2 separate regions of the Homo sapiens genome follow, and region 2 is linked to region 1. Evidence: read pairs that join two places in POLR2A ChIA-PET (ENCODE). Cell type or tissue: endothelial cell of umbilical vein. All regions are shown on one strand. Each heading gives the region's core, and the rest is flanking DNA. Links, peaks and the distances in the headings are about the cores only.

Region 1 (8,340 bases), core at 270-8,269:
CTGATGTACCCCTCTGCATTTTTCTTGAGGCGACATTATCAAGCTACTCCTCTTGCTGAATTCACAGATTTCTGGCATATGCTATATTGCATGTAATGTCATAAAAGTATAATCTTTGCATTTAGAAAGGATTTACTCTAATCCATATATAGTAAGAAACAGCCAAGTAGGAGTACAGGTGAATGTAAAACCAATCACTAAAAATGATTTTTTAAACAAGCTTTATAGAGAACTTGGAAACATCAAAGCCAAACACTCTAAAATTTGTCCTCAGACAAGAAAACCAGCAATTACGTTGAAAAAGTAATGACCGTATACTCACCAAATGGCCAGATGTGTCAATAGCGGTGGCTATTACCTTTCATAGATGGTGGTATGTCCTCCCCTCTTGCCCACATCACTGTCATGGCTAAGTGAGACTGAGCCATGATCTAAGCCCCTCAGTCCACTGGGTGGGGCTAATCAATGGTAAGAATAATGATTAAGAACGGAAGGAAGAGGAAACGCCCTCAGAGTTTCCCCACCATCTGCCGTGGATGGCATCTCAACTTGAGTGAGTGTAAGAAGCACATAGGAAACTTGTTACAAATGTAGATCCCCAGGACCTACCTCTATATTTTGATTCAGTAGGTCTGGTTTTGGTGGCTGCGATTTGCACTTCGGTGGAGATTTTCCACTGCCTTTCTCCAGCTTCACTTCATACTAGACCATTTCTTCCTCTACATTGTAGACTCCAGCTCTAACAAGTTCTGAGAATCCAATGAGCTGTGTTTGCCCATACTTGGAATTATTTCTTCTTTCTCTCTCCCTCCTCTCTCTCTCTTTCACACACACACACACACACACACACACACACACCCCCTTGTGTGACAGTCACACATTGAAAACTATCACACACTGCCTTCTCTCCCCAGTCTCCCTTTTTTGGCACCTGTAATACACAATGGTGTTTTCTCACTCACATGCTTTCTCCTTCATTGACTGCAAACTTCCAAGTGTTGGCACTGTGCTTATTCATCTCTATATCCTCAACTATACTATTCTCAGTTTAGCATCTGATGTTTAATAAGTGCTCAAAAAAATTTTGTCAAACTAAATCAAATGTTTGTTGAAGCAAAGAATTATGGATTTCAGCTCATAACTTGTCCTTTAATAATTGAGACTTGACACAATTAAGAGAGTGGTAATTTACAGAGTTAGAAAAGTGGCTTTTCGTTTTAAAAGTCAGGTAAATATAAAGTTACAAAACAATTGAGAAAGAACAATTGAATATAATCTTGTGCCTCATATGGACTCCTAAGTACAAAGCTACTTTTGTAAAATAAGAATGTCTCATCATTAGGATTTAACTTTTTAAATATTGTTCTAAGTTTATTTTCTGGAGTCAAATTGCTCAGGATTAAAAATAAGCAGATTTTATCTTAATCAAAAAACAAGGGCTTCTCAGAGCAACATGAATGACGTTCAGTTTTTTCTTTTCTCTTAATCTTATATTTGATTTTCCTTTCTCTCTAGAAAGTTTAATAGTGAAAAGTTACCATAGAGAAGTGACAGGAGTATGTAGTTCTTCTTCCCTCTGCTAGAAAACATTAAGAAAAGATCATAAATGGGAACATCATATGCTGATGTGGAAGATGAGACAGCTTTTTATTAATCTTAAGTTGTCATGTCCACAACTGCACAGGGAGGTGGGCTCTCAATGGAAGCAAAGACATATACGTTTCTGCCTTGCCTACCTTAGTGGGTTGCTGTGATGGGCATTTAAAAAAGAAAAAGGAAGAAACTGATACAAAGTTGTTTTGGCAACAAAGCTATATTAATGTGGATAGATAGTCCACAGGCCAGATAAACTGAAATACAGTAGCAAAGTATCAAGGAGTAAGCTGTTTCTAACACTATCTATACATTCTGTTCAAGTATTCTGAGGATATTATCTAAGATGTCTCTATATGCATATTTTGGGTGCACCGCAATGTATGCATTTGTGATCTTAGTTCTGTTAGAGACTCTCTATAGATTTGTATTTGAGAGTAATAAATTTCAGTTTGGTCATTGGGTCTGTTCAGATGGTGGCAATTTTCCTATTTCCCTGAAGACTAGTGTTATTTATTCAAAGCTGTAATTATTTGGATATCTTCTGAAAACCTGGAGGACTACCCCTTCCTGCAGCTATCTTGGCTGTGGAATGGTGTGTGGGGTGTCGGGAAGCACATGAGCTTTGGAGTGAAGTGGACCTTGGTGTGACTCCTGGTTCTAATACTTAACTACCTGTGGGCTTTAAGGCAAATTGTTTTATTTCTTGGAGCCTCAGTTTCTGTGTTGGTAATACTTGTGCATGAGATTAAGAACTAAATGTGGTGTTTGTGAAAATGTCTAACTAGTACAGAATCTGATACACAGATTCTCCATAAATGCTAATTTTATTTTGTTTTAATTTTACTCCTATGTCCTTTGGTTAACTCAATTACTTTTTCTGTTAGTTTTACAAATCTTCCACCTCTAGAGTTTACAAATGTTATCCAAATCCCACTCATTTTTTATGCTTGTGTCTTTTTTGTTATTTTCCTCCTTCCTAGAATTTTTTCATATCCATTTCTGTATCTTGCTTGAATTACTGGTTTATTACCAATGTACTAGGGTAGTTAGTATATAGGTCAAGAGATGTCTCAATCTCTAAGTTGAAGGGCTTCTGAGTTTACATGATGTTATTGATTCCTCTGAACCTTATGGTATCTAGAGTTGATACAAGCTGTATTTGCAATTCAGTTTTCTCTTCTTTCTCTCCATCATCTGAGACATGTCCTCCCTCAAACTTCAGCCTTGAATTCTGAAACATCTCAGGTCTTTGGATACTCAAACTCAAGCTAGTGCTGAAGTAGTATTAATTTTGTTATATTTGAGTATCTTTTGCATCCTACTTTTTGGAAATTAACTCAAAACAAAGGTAGAAAATCTATATAAATCAACTGAAAAAGTGCTGGTAGATGAGAGGACCCATGAGAATCCACTCAATGTTACTCTCTTCTGTATCCTAATTTCCTAGCAGTTATGATAACTACCTGAAGTTTCCCTAAATGAACTTCTGCTCTTTGATTTCTGGTTGAGAGTCACTATCCAAGCAATAACTCTTTTCAAGTCTGCTTCCTTTCACCTTGTCTTTTTGTTATTTCTGGGACTGGGACTCTGTATCCTCCAAGGTTTGAAAAATAGCCAAACATTATTTATTATTTTTGCAGCCTTGTAGGCATTTGGAAAATGTTTGGCTTCAAATTGATTTCAATAAAATAGTTGGCTGGAGTTACAAATGAGCATTTTGGCTGGAATTGTGTTAAATACCAGTTTGAATTTTGGTAAAGCTGCCCTGAATACATCTATCTTTGTCAATGGATTTGTTTGTTTATTAAGTGCATACTTTCTGGATTTTTGTGGGAAAAGAAGGTCAGACAGAGGAACATGAGGATTAGAAGTGATTACGAACAGGGAAAGGGATTCATGGAGAGTGGTGTCTAGAGATAAGGCATTACGAGAAGGGAATTTGAGTCATAGTGTGCATAAGTGGGTGTCGAGTCCAAAGCCAAAGCCGGAACTGCCATTGAGCTGAGCTTCCCACTGGCATGTTTTCCACATTCTGAATGGTGGAGACATTCTTGAATAGGTAGTCACAATTAACAACAGAACATAAGTATTACTGATACAAAGGATGGTTCCCATAAAAAGGCTTTATCCTTCTCTAGTTCAAGCTTCTGCAAAGCCTTAAAAAGAAGCCAGCTCCACTTCAAGAGATATGGTGCATTCTACATCCCTGTGACCCAAGCGGATAAGTAATGTCCTCAGAGAAAGCCATTATTAGTAGGTTGGATAATGATAATAGTATGAGTAATTGGAGAGAAATAAAGTAGTTTCTGTTAGAATAGTCATTGGGGGCTGCCTATATGTAATTGGGTTGCAATCCTTAAGACTAAACTTATGCCAACTTCTCTTTCATAAAAAAAGAAAATTTTGGAGGTGCTCTTTCTGCAGACCAGAGACATAATAATAATTAACTTCAGTGACATGAGCCACTGATCTGCTCCATGGAATTGAAGTTGTAATGGCTGAATCAGCTTGGACCTACCTTCTCTGGTAGAGTACATCCACAGTAAAAGAAGGAGAAAAGTTTTTCCTGGAAATATTTAGGAGACAGTGTTTAGAATCCAGATCTCTGAAGATTCTTGCAACAGAGAAGAAATGTCAGTCTAAGTTCGTCAGAGTTTTCTTTTTTCTTTTTTTCTGGAGATGGAGTCTCGCTCTGTCACCCAGTCTGGAGTGCAGTGGCACGATCTCGGCTCACTGCAACCTCTGCCTCCCGGGTTCAAGCAATTCTCCTGCCTCAGCCTCCTGAGTAGCTGGGACTACAGGCACCCGCCACCATGCCTGGCTTATTTTTTTGTATTTTTAGTAGAGACAGGGTTTCACCGTGTTGCCCAGACTGGTTTCGAACTCCTGAGCTCAGGCAATCCACCTGCCTCAGCCTCCCAAAGTGCTAGGATTACAGGCGTGAGCCACCACGCCTGGCTGTTTGTCAGAGTTTTCTAAGAGGATACTTGGTTTGGGAAGATGGAAGTGATGCTAAAGGCAACAAACATGAAAGCATGGAAGATGATTAGATACTTGCAGCCTGTAAGCCTGTAAGTCTCCACGACAGAATGTTGGGCAAGAGTGCAAAAGGGTAGACTTACCCATTGTCAGCTTCTTGGAGGCAGGGGCCAAGTTTGAGATTTCTTCTGCAATTCTCGCAGTGCCTGACTGGAACTCAATGGCTTCTTTGAGGAGTTGAGTGCCATGCCACAATCTGGCAGGATTCACATCCTATAAGAAGGTGTTTATTCTAGAAGCAAATGCATCCCCATTGTCAATTTAACTGTCTAGTGACCCAGGAAAAAGGCATAACCCCTACAAAATCTCAGTTTTCTCACTAAAAAATAGGATCCCAGTATCTATCTCACAGGCTTGCTGGGAGTTTAAATAAAAATATTTACATAAAATGCCTAACAATGTCTGACATGGAACCATACAGTACTAATAACAGTGTCAAAAGCTGCTATTTAATTAGGGATGACCATGTTCTTAGCCTTCTACTAAGCATTTTATGTAGATTATCTCATTTAATCTTGACAATAACCCTTTCAGGAAGGCTGTTACAGAAATCAAACTGAAAATGGGAGAATAACCAATAGCAATACCTTTCCATGGAGTTACAAAGCAACATGGAACTCATTTTTCAGAAATATGAGTTCCAGCAATATAGTGAGAAAAGGAGACTGAAAGAGACAGATACCAGGAGGCAGCATCATTCTCTGATTTTAAGAGCTCCTTTTGAAGAGGACCCTAAGAAAGCCACCTAGGAAGCACCTGTAAAAGGACACCTGGATCTTTATAGGGCAACAGCAAGGGTGGCTAGACATAGTACTGTGAGGAAAAAGATGAATGAAACATTTTCTCAACTGCTTTGGAGATAGTAAGGGAAATTCAGGACCAATTAGAGAAGACAGGGGCTCAGTTTAGGGAAGAAAGCCCATAGGGGAAAAAGGCCAAGGGGATAATACCTGATGCCTAAGGCCTGAGGTCCTAAAAACAATCTTTTAGGATGGAGATTGAAGAATGCACGTCCCTCAGGCAGGGACAATACATACTCAACTATTCTGATTGGCTTGCATATGTTTGGGGAGCGAATGCCAGGAGTCTTCATAAATACTTACTTTTAAGTTACTATATTGAGGTAAATACACTTAGAGAAAAATGCTCAAATCATAAGTGTGCAATTTGATGAATTATCACAAGGTAAACACACCCACGTAACTACCACCCAGGTCAAGAAAGGGAACATTACCATCTTTATAAATATTTACTACTTAGAGTTTTCACATGCTTAGTTTCTTACATAAATTTGTGTCTTTCTAACATAGACATTTAAAGTAAAATGTGGCCAGTTAGGATGTTTTATGCATAAAGTGAGAAAAGTGGCTTGTTTGAAAAATGAGTTGGAGAAAACACTTGAAATCCATCCAATTCTATAAAAGCAATCTATTGAAATCTGCATAAATTATAACTAAAACCTGAAATAAGGGACAATTTTATACACCTTCCAAATCCAACAGGGTACTGAAAAATTGAGGTTCAAGGAGGAATCCCTGTTTTATCATTTTTTGTTTTAAAAGCACTATGCTGCTTAAAGCCTTCAAGAAATTACAGCTTTTGGCACTGTCCCAAGCACATTGTGTGCTTAGTAAATATTTCTTTATAATGACAATGGTGATGTTACCTTTTTTATATAGTACATGGTGATCTTTGGCCCCCTAAAGCAAAAATCTGTGCAAAGATATATGACTTTTAGTTCTCTGCAGTTGTTGCTTGGAGCCTCAGGAGAGACAATATTCTTTGTGTATTAGTGGTGTGTTTTATACACGGATTGAAATTATTTGCCCTTTACCTCTATCCTTCTCCACAACCAAACACAGGCTCTGGGTTTTGCAGATATCAATAAGGAAAGAAAATAAGCAGCAAAGCTGGGTGTAAGTCGCTCACATCTGTAATCCTTGCACTTTGGGAGGCTAAGATGGGAGGATAACTTGAGGCCTAGAGTTGTAGACAAGCTTGGGCAACATAGCAAGACCTCATCTCTACAAAAAATTTAACAAGTTAGCTGGGTGTGGTGGCACACGCTTGTAGTCCCAGCTACTTAGGAGGCAGGAGGATTGCTTGAGCTCAGGATTTTGAGGCTGCAGTGAGCTACGATCAATCACTGCACTCTAGCTTGGTCAACAGCAAGACCCTGTCTCAAAAGAGGAAAGAAGATGAACAGAAGTATCACAGAGGAAAACAAATTGTGAGTTAAAACCACGCCCTTTGCTTCAAGGAGTCAATATTACAACTTAGTATAGCAATTAACCACACCTTATATTAGATCAGATTCCATTATGTGCATACTTGTACTTTAGTGGATAGTCATTTGTGAACTGAAGAAGGTTCTCCATGGCAGCCACCATGGTGGGTGATGATAAGAAGAAAATAAAAAGACATTTGCTAAATAGGACAGTTATCTGACTTTTATAGACTATAATATCCTTAATGGATTCTTTAGTTGAAACTTTACAGGATACAGAGTTGACATGATATGTACATTTGATGATGAATAATGAATATGGTAACATTTACCTGTTTGTGAATGCAAACTCAAGCTCGGTCTTAGGAACTCCCCAAATGATCCCTGTTATGCTAATAATATATTAATTACTTGTTCTGCCTTGATTTTTAGGTTGGCAGTAACAATTAGGAAGAGATGAAGCATCTATTTCATAGGACTATGTGCATTTTATGTTGTTTTTGTGTTCTCAGCAACAGCATTTAGCATTTACCCACTGAGGTTAAAGTATAAATAGATGTCAAATTTATATAAATCTTTCTTCCTTGGCGTCTACTTTAGCCAATGGGTTATAATTTAGTAGCTTTGATTTTGAGTCAACCATTTGGCTTACATGAAAAATTGAGTAACTCTTTCAGGAACTTTTATTAGAATGTAGACTGTTCAAGTTAATTATTTAGGGATAAGTGTCATGTGGTAGAAAGTAAACTGGACTGTAGTTTCAGGTTTACCACTAACCAGCTATATGTCCTGGAGCCACTTAATTTTTGGGCCTCAAAATCAGCTAGTGGTTAAAATTGTGGGCTTTGGAGTCAAGCAGACCTGGTTCAAGGCCCTTATTAAGCCTCTAGGAGTTTCAGCTTTTTTTCATCTGCAAATTGAGACCAGTAATAGTCTCACTTCATATAACATTGTTATGGGGACTAAATGGGACTGTGTATGTCAAATGCCCAGTATACAGTCAGTGCTCAATATATAAGAGTGCTGGAATAAGTGGCCACTATTTTCCTTTCCAAATCCAAAGATTTGATTTCTGTGAATGGTGGAGCTTCTGAAATGTCTGTCAAGATTGTATCCAGAAAGGAATTTCAGGTCCTTGAGAGATGGCACATTGTAGCCAAGCTTTACTTCTGCATAGGCCATTGGGCATTGGTGTATTTTTGTTACACATTTATTGAAAACCCTGACATCCTTTGAAAGAAAAGAGAGGGAACCCTGTTACCCCATCAGAGGAAGAAAGACCATGTGGAGTCATCTAGCACAGTCCTTCAAGAGAAGCTGTTTGCTTGCCTTAATTAAGGGTTGTGTCTTTAGTATCACTAAGGCTAGGGCAAAGAGGCATGGCTGCGCCCAGGAAGGAAAATGATCAAAGATACATGGCCAGTGTCCTTAGGAGGGGCCGATTAGGAGGCAAAATAGTCCTCCCACCAGCATCCTCT
Region 2 (8,340 bases), core at 219-8,218, 76 kb before region 1:
CTGTGTGGTGAAATTTTTTCTAGGTGGGAATGTGAAAAGATTGCTAACTTTCCCATGGTATGACACATATGACACATAACTAAGTGTGCAGGTTCTAATGTCCAGGCATCCTACACATAAAACATCTAAAACAATGTAGAAACTTGCTCATTGGCACACTGGCAAATGGGATCCCGACAACTGCAAAGAAAGACTCTGTCCAACTACTTAAAAATCAATGCAGTTTGTCTTTTGAAAGTACAAAACAAATTGTAAAAATAGTCTCACTGGACAAGCAATGCCTCAACCTGAAAAAATGGCTCTAACGTTAGGACTTCTTCACTCTTGTCTGTGAGGTGCAGGCGATTTGGCTGTGTGGGTATGCTAGGGGCTCAACCATCCTATTTGCCTGGGACAAAGGCATTTCCAGGAACATGGAGCTTTTGGTTTTGAAACTGGACAGTCCTGGTAGACAGAGATGGTGGAAACCCTAGGGTATGTTTTTTTCATATTTCTCAATGATACTTTATACAACATAAGCCAGGTACTGTACTCGATTTGGTTTTACAATCAACTTTATTGGACATTCGTACTGAGTTCATTTCTCGATGGCACAGTTTCTTTACCAAGTTAGTAGTCATGCCTGTAAGTCCTGACAGGGTTTATTAGTGGCTTAATTACCAGGTATGCAAAATGCCATGTGTTTTAATTTTTTTAAAGTTCAATTAAACAAACAAGTTTCTTCAATTAGGGCAATCAATGCTTTCTCTTTCTTGTCAGTTCCCAAATGACTTTTTTTTTTTAATACAGGAATGGAAGTCTTAGAAAGTTATATATGATTTTAAAAAATCCTTTCTCAACTTCATCTAGTGATTTCTAACTCCATCTCCTTTAGAAAGATTATATAGAGACTATTGCCAGGTACAGTGGCTCAGGCCTGTAACACCAGCACTTTGGGAGGCTGAGGTGGGCACATCATCTGAGGTCAGGAGCTCGAGACCAGCCTGGCCAACATGGTGAAACCCCATCTCTACTAAAAATACAAAAATTAGCAGGGTGTGGTGGTGCACGCCTGTAGTCACAGCTACTCGGGAGGCTGAGGCACAAGAATTGCTTAAACCCAGAAGGTGGAAGTTGCAGTGAGCCAAGATAGCACCTCTGCACTCCAGCCTGGGTGACAGCGTGAGACTCTGTCTCAAAAAAAAAGGAGAAAGAGACTATGCAATAAAGGTGTAGAAAACTAAAGTGAGCCATCAACAGATTATAATATATTCCCCATTCATTCAACTTCTTTTTGGTGTAGATGAGTATCTGTTGTCTTTGAGGCAGATGATATCTAATGGAAACAATTAATTTCGAAAACTCTATCTATACATGGCCCCAGGTATGTAACACTGAAATGATCTTCATTTTATAGATGCCAAGAATAATGTCAGTCATGGGAAACTCCCAGCGTTACTGGCTCCCACAGCATGATCCTCATTTAGCAAAAAATTACCTGAAAAAAACCTGCTCACTGTGACCTGATCTTTGAATGTTATGTTGTATTTCAAACTCCTTGTTTTTGTACAAAACTGAAAACACCCCCAAAAATACATGAAGGGGAATAAACATATCATGTTTTCATTAAACAGTTAAATGGACAGCTATTTAAAGGATATATTTATAAAATAGTGTACATTTAAAATATCTAGTGGTATTATTTAAATTATTTAGAAGCCATCTGTGACTGGTATAGTGCATTCAAAGGCACAATTGATTTGAAGACTGAAACACAGTACAGATTTCAGTTCTTACATTTAAAATGTCCTGAGTTTTAGGTTATATAATGATAAACTATACCTGCTAAAAAATATACATAGAAAAAAGAAATAATTTTTATGCAAATAAGACTCATCTGTAAGATTCATTTATTCTATCCAGTAGACCATAGGAAATGTGTCTGGATTACTGGGCATAAATATGCAACATTTAAAAGGGAGTGGAGATCTTTATTAAAACAGAAGACTCTTCAAACTCCATGATGATGTCAATAATATAGGTCCTTAGAGCACATTATTGTTCTAAACAGAGGTCCCCATACTTCCACATTGGTTATAAAATATTATTTTGTGCTGCTGGCCTGGAATGAGAATGTCATACATCTGCAGGCAATTAGAAGAAGCTGGACTGCATGTTTGATTAGCTCAATAAGAAATGGGCACAAGTGTGACTCGACTTATGTTAGTCAAATTCCCTAGACAGATTATCCTGTTGTTATCATATGAAATAACCCCCTTTTATCAACAATTAAGTAAATCCACATTTATGGGCACTTTGCAAAATTGTGAGGTGGGAAGAAATCCAACTTAAGCCCTAAGCCTTCCAAAAAACTTTTAACCCTGCTTTCAATGGTATAGACACCAATCCCAAATTTTAGAAACTGGCTGAATTACACAGATCAATTTGGGTTGGAAATAACCTGTGTGCACACAGTCAACAGGTATGTATTTAGCATATTCCATAAGCAAGGCACTTAATAGTCTGCTTATAACTAAAAAAAATTCCCAAAGAAGAAAGAACTATAAATGTTTTACTATGTGAAACGTAACTTACTTTGTTAGGTAGTCTAAATATTTTCTAGAAAAGTTAAATAGGATTTTATTTTCATTAATCACAGTACAGTTTCTACCGTAACCAATACATGTTGTAAGTCTTGAATATATTTTATTCTAGGACCTCTTCATTTAGTTCTGGGCATTGTTCTTGAATTCAACCATAAATGTCAATGACGGTCTACAAACTACTTTGGGAAATGACTCATTCATTTATCTGGTTTTTTTTTCTCCCAAGTACCATTAAAGTACACATCTAAAGTATTCAAAATAATTCAGTATATAAAAGTTGATACTTAAGAATTTTTCAGCAAAATTTTTTGATTTTGGGAAAAATACTACCAAACTTTCCAGTCTAGTTATATAACTAAATAACACAATTAAAAGTTGGTCTATCTTAAATAAACTCAAGATTTTTTTTATCAGTATTAACCCAAATACATGTATAAGAATAACCTCATCATTTTATCTCCTTGACATAATCCTTAAATTCAATATCAGAATATCAAGCAGATGCTGAAGCATTCATCATCAATACTGGAATTCTGACTCATGACAGTAACACGAAACAGATGCTAATACGATGCACCCTCTGAAAAGTGACACCATCACAACATGGGTTAGGTCTTGATGTGGGGTACTTAAAGCTTACAAACAAAATATGAAATAAATAAGAGTCAGAGCATGACAAGTTTCCTTCATTTTTTTTTTTTTTTTTTTTGAGACAGAGTCTCACTCTGTTGCCCAGGCTGGAGTGCAGTAGCATGATCTCGGCTCACTGCAACCTTCACCTCCCAGGTTCAAGCAATTCTCCTGCTTCAGCCTCTCTAGTATTTGAGACTACAGGCATGTGCCACCATTCATAGAGAATTTTTGTATTTTTAGTAGAGATGGGGTTTCGCCATGTTGGCCAGGCTGGTCTTGAACTCCCGACCTCAGGTGATCCACCCGCCTCATCTTCCCAAAGTGCTGGGATTACAGGCGTGAGCCACCGTGCCCAGCCCCTTGCTTCATTTTTAAGCCATTTAAACTCGAGTATCTTTTACACAGAAGATAAAACTAAACACGGGTGAATAAGGGGCAGCATCCCAGGGCACAAGAAAATGCATCTTTCATTTAATGTAGCAGCTCAGTGGTCTCTATTGAAACCCTTGGTGTTAAGGGAGGAAGGTGCTCTCTTCCTTACACATGACCAGTTAGAAAGTAAGAACTCCTGGACCCTTTCCATTGGCCCACGTGTGCCATACACGTATGTGGTGGTGACATGGAGTTCTGCACTATGGGATCTACCTAATCAGCCTCTGGCAGGGAGAAAGGAGTCTGGAGGCTCCTATGGCCCCATTTCAGTAACACAGTCTCCACACCAGGCTGCTCTGAAATGGTTTGCCAAGAAGAAAGGGAAACAATCTCATAGCACAGTTCAGTTAGCTAATATCCTACATGTCTTCAAAGCCCCAGATTCTTATCACTTTGCTAATACGAGCCTACAGCTGTTTCTAGAATACACAGTGATGTGTATGCTCTGTGAAAATAAACAGAAAACCCTAGGCAGATGATGCCATGGTGCAAGTGATATAAGTGAAACGTCGTCAAATGAGAGCTTAAAAGAGATATAAACGTGAGTGGGGGAGAATCCCTCCAAGGTAATGAGAAGCAGGAGCCCCATTTCTTTACTCCTGAATGAGGAAAATAAGTCTGTGGCAAGTTCGATGAAAAGAAACTTGAGAAACCAAAGGGGTACATCTGTAGAGTAGCTTGACAGCATAATTTCAAATTCCCAGTGAATAACCTGATGGTGACTTTTGCCAGCTGTGACTTTGGCACCCGCCTTCCTGGGTTGGAAGGTCAGCTCTGCACTTAGCACCTGTGTGACCTCTGGTTCTCAAACTTGGCCGCACATGAGGAACTGAAAAAAAAGCCGATGCCTGGAACCCACCTCAGAGACTGTGATTTAACTGGGCTGGGGTGTAGCTTCGCCATCGAGAAGTTTTAAAGGTTCCCAAGTGACTCTAAATATGGGCAGCTAGGGTTGGGAACCACTGATGAACTTTCTAAGCCACAGTTTCCCATTTGTAAAGCAATGATGACAACTACAGCAACTACCCTTTAGGAATATTGTGATGATTAAATATAATGCAGACAAAGCACTTAGCATGATGTCTGGCACGCGAGAAGTCCTTAATAAATTATCATCATCCTCACCACGAGGTGCACTTGGGCAAAAGCTTTCAATGGTTAGGAAAATAAGTTATTCCTACCTTGGCACACGTTGTGTTCACTTTGCTCGTAGCCTGCTGCACACTGGATACGGTGGGAAGGGTTGGAGGGAATGCGCTGAGGGTCAGCTGGGTTCCGCCGGATGACAAAGTTATTTCGGCCAGTCTGCATTTCAGGGCCTGCGACTGCAGCAGCACTGGCCACAAAACCACCCCCGGGCAACACTCCACTGGTTGCCATGCTGCTGGCAGCTACAACCCCGGTGGTTGCCCCTGAGGTTCCTTCTGCTGGTTGTGTTTCCTGCTGAGGCTGTTCATTATTGACAATAATCTGGGCTGTTTTCGGAAGGCAGAGGTATCCTCCATAGTGGTTGACACACTTCATTCCACCTTTACAAGCGTCTGGGACAATGTCACATTCATCAATATCTGTGGTCAGTAATAAAATAAGTCAGGAATCTTCTAAGAGGGAAAAATCAAACATGTAAATATAATGCTCATGCCTTTTTGGTATAACACAGACAGGACAGGAAGAGTGACACAAGAGATGGAGACAGAAGGCAATGATCACATGGAAGTCTTTGAAGCTGGCTCACCTTTGCATTGCTGTCTCACAGGATCCCACTCATATCCGTCAGTGCATTGCTGTGAAGAAAACATCAAAGGTGGGGCCAGGAGACAGTTAATTGGTGTGTCCATTCCCTAAGAAATCACTCTAAAAGCTTCATTCTTATGGCAACAATCCTTGTGCTAAAGTCCTAGATATATGATGAGATGGGTGGTTTAACATTCTATCGCTTTTTTTTCAAAAGACAAGTCTGTGCATTGGACAGCTTCGGGGGTCCATTCTCAACCATCAGCTGCCTAAACTCTTCTGTTCTTTTTGGTACAGTTGCCCAGTACCATCTTCTTTTCTGTTTTGAGACTAATCTTCTCCAACTTCTCTGACTGCTCTTTATTAATTTGCCTTTTTTCCCACATTGGAAATGTTAAAAAAAAAAAAGACCAAATTCTCTCTCTTTCCTCGCCCTCTCCCCCGCCCCCACCCCCAACCAGCCCTGGACTCTTCTCTCTCTCTCTAAATCCTCTTACAGCATTCAAGCACCTCCATCTCACACCCTGACCTGCTCCCTAGCTTCAGCTCCTAAGGAACAGAGGTGTTCCTCCTAGCAGTTCCCAGCTTCAATCTCCTCTCTAGTTCACCCACTGAACAAACAGCCTATGGATCACCTTCTGAAACCAGGCAGTTTTAGGGCCTGGGGATGCAAAGATGATGCAGACTTTGTCCCTGTCCTCAAGCAGCTCAAAGACCAGAAGAGGAGACAGATAGGTAGACAAGTTGCAGCAAGATGGCAGGTGCCTTCTACAAGTGTATGCAGGAAGGAGTAATGGACTCTGCCCGGGGGCATGGGTGAGCATGGCAGGGCAGAAGGGAAGACTTGACAGAGGAGGTGACAGTAAATCAGGCTTTACAGGATGAGCAGGATTTTTCCAGGTGAATGTGGGAATTCTAGGAAGAGAGGCTATTGTGACAAAGGCATAAAATTTTTGAAAAGGGAAGGAGCTGCAAGGAGTTCTGGGTAGGTGGAGGATGAGGTTACAGAGGTAGGCAGGGCCAAAACAAGAAAGCCTTTCTTTAGGAATGGAAGCCTGAATTCTACCCTGAAGGTCAGTGAATCTCAAGCTTTATTGTGTCTAAGGATCATTCAGGGTTCTTGTTAAAATGAAGATTCCTGGGCCCACCCAAAGGATTTGATTCTGTAGGTCTGGGTAGGGGGCCTGGAATCTAAATTCTTAGCAAGTATCCCAGGCGATTCCCATACAGGTTGTCTAGGAACTACTTCTTGAGAAATGTTGCTACAGGCGATAAGAGGCCTCTGAAGAATTTTTAAGCTCAGGAAACAATCTGATCAGACGCTCATTTGAGAAAGTCACTGTAAGGAAGAAGCCCAAGGAAGGATTGAGCAAAAGTGGAGTAAACAAACAAATAAACTTAAATTCTTTTAATATAACTGAGAGCTGCTTATGTACACAATGGATGCTTGACAAGGAAATAGCTGAATGGAAGCCCAGAGATCCATTTAGATATTTTACTGATGTCTGAAACTTACTGGAGCGAGAACTAAATTCACTTTGTCTCTCAGACTAATTTTTTTCTTGTTTCCCAAACAGTGTTAAAGGTACCACTACCTTTTTCGAAACCCAGGATTCCAACTTTAACATCAGTGCTGAATGCTCCACTTATTTTCCTTCCATCTCTGCTGACTTTGTGTCCATTTCTACCATGTCTACTAAGAAAGGCTTTTGCTGGCCCATGAGTAGGCAAGGCCCCGCATCTCTACATGCTGCATACAGACCCCATGATCTTTCTTGTGCTCTTGGTTATGTTGCTCCTCTCTCTGAGACCTCACAGTGACCTGCAGATCTCTCATCATCACCATCTCTGGGTTCTTCCCACTACCCAGTTCCAGCTGATCTGACCTTATCACCACCTGGATTGGTCTCAGGTGCTTTCAGCTCTAGCTTTTGATTATGCCACTCTCTGACTCAGGTGCCTCTTCAGCCTTTCTAGATCAATCCAACCAAGGTCATCACTTCCTTCAAGAACCAGCACAGAGTTCTGTCTCCTCTAATATGCTGGCACCAACATTAATCACCTCCTTGCTTTTCTATTTCCTTGGCAATTTGTATAATCTGTATAATAGTATCATTTGTCCTTGCTTAGGAACTTTGTAGTTTTCAACACTGTCTTCCCAGGCTAAATTCTCCAAGAGGAGACTGAATTTTCTTAGTAAACAAACAAATTCTTTTAATAGTGATGAGAATTGCTTATGCAGATAGTTGTTGAGTAAACAGCTGAATGGACACCATCTTTAATATGGAAGAGGACTATGAGGCTATTATGTGGATACGAGCCCATTCTTCTGAAAAGTATCTTTCAAGCCAGGCAAAAATGGCAGTTCACTTGAATAATTTGTATGGTAAATAGAGAAGACTTGCAATTTGTTTTAGGTATTTACTTCTAGACATTTAATGTCAGTGTACTATTAAGTAAGCCTAGACTGAGTTTAGCTTCACCACTTGGCTATGTAGCCCTAAGCAAGTTAGACACTCTCTCTGATCTTCAGTTCTACCATTAGTGGAAGGAAGATGATGCCACTTACCTTACACATTGCCGCAAGGATCAAAGGAGATCGTGTCTCCACAGCGGGATACTCAGAAATAGTTATTATCTTGTCCTTTAACCATGAATTATTAGGCATACAAAATTTAAAGGAGAATAGGCCCAATCTTAGCACAAAAGGGTAACATATCTGGAAAATTTGTTACAATAATAATGAACCCTAGTTAGTGGTCTTAAAACTATCATGTTTAAGCCACAGGGAACCTTCTCTGGTAAAAATGAGGAAGATTTAGGTGATTAGCAAAGGGAAGGGCATAGAAGATAAGCAACTGGAAAAGAAGTAAAATCTTTTATGAGATGATTATAAAAGTGGGTAGTGAATTTAATTTTAGCTCCCTGAGAAGGCAGTAAGTTTAGTCTGAATAAC

What was found. Peaks named below come from ENCODE experiments on the same cell type or tissue, not always from the same donor. Only the 100,000 strongest peaks of a DNase experiment are listed, where the experiment ranks them.
Region 2: POLR2A ChIA-PET joins it to region 1 with 12 read pairs; 4 of 35 experiments call an interaction of 5 or more read pairs at or near these places.

The regions. Positions count from the first base shown.
Region 1 is chr2:55,989,155-55,997,494 of GRCh38, forward strand. The region is part of intron 2 of MIR217HG (MIR217 host gene); the gene reads right to left. The region is part of intron 3 of LOC105374690 (a long non-coding RNA gene); the gene reads left to right. Among named protein-coding and RNA genes, the nearest start is that of MIR216A, 4.3 kb to the left of the region's middle. In endothelial cell of umbilical vein, for the core only: no CTCF peak of the experiment used is centred there; DNase peaks (open chromatin) are centred at 797, 2,017, 3,517, 6,257 and 1 weaker place; H3K4me3 peaks cover 123 bases; H3K27ac peaks cover 6,363 bases.
Region 2 is chr2:55,912,834-55,921,173 of GRCh38, forward strand. EFEMP1 (EGF containing fibulin extracellular matrix protein 1) reads right to left here. Exons shown (of 12, transcript NM_001039348.3): 4 at 5,386-5,434; 5 at 4,832-5,218. Among named protein-coding and RNA genes, the nearest start is that of EFEMP1, 6.8 kb to the right of the region's middle. In endothelial cell of umbilical vein, for the core only: no CTCF peak of the experiment used is centred there; DNase peaks (open chromatin) are centred at 2,708, 3,048, 3,868, 5,338 and 2 weaker places; H3K4me3 peaks cover 8,000 bases; H3K27ac peaks cover 6,609 bases.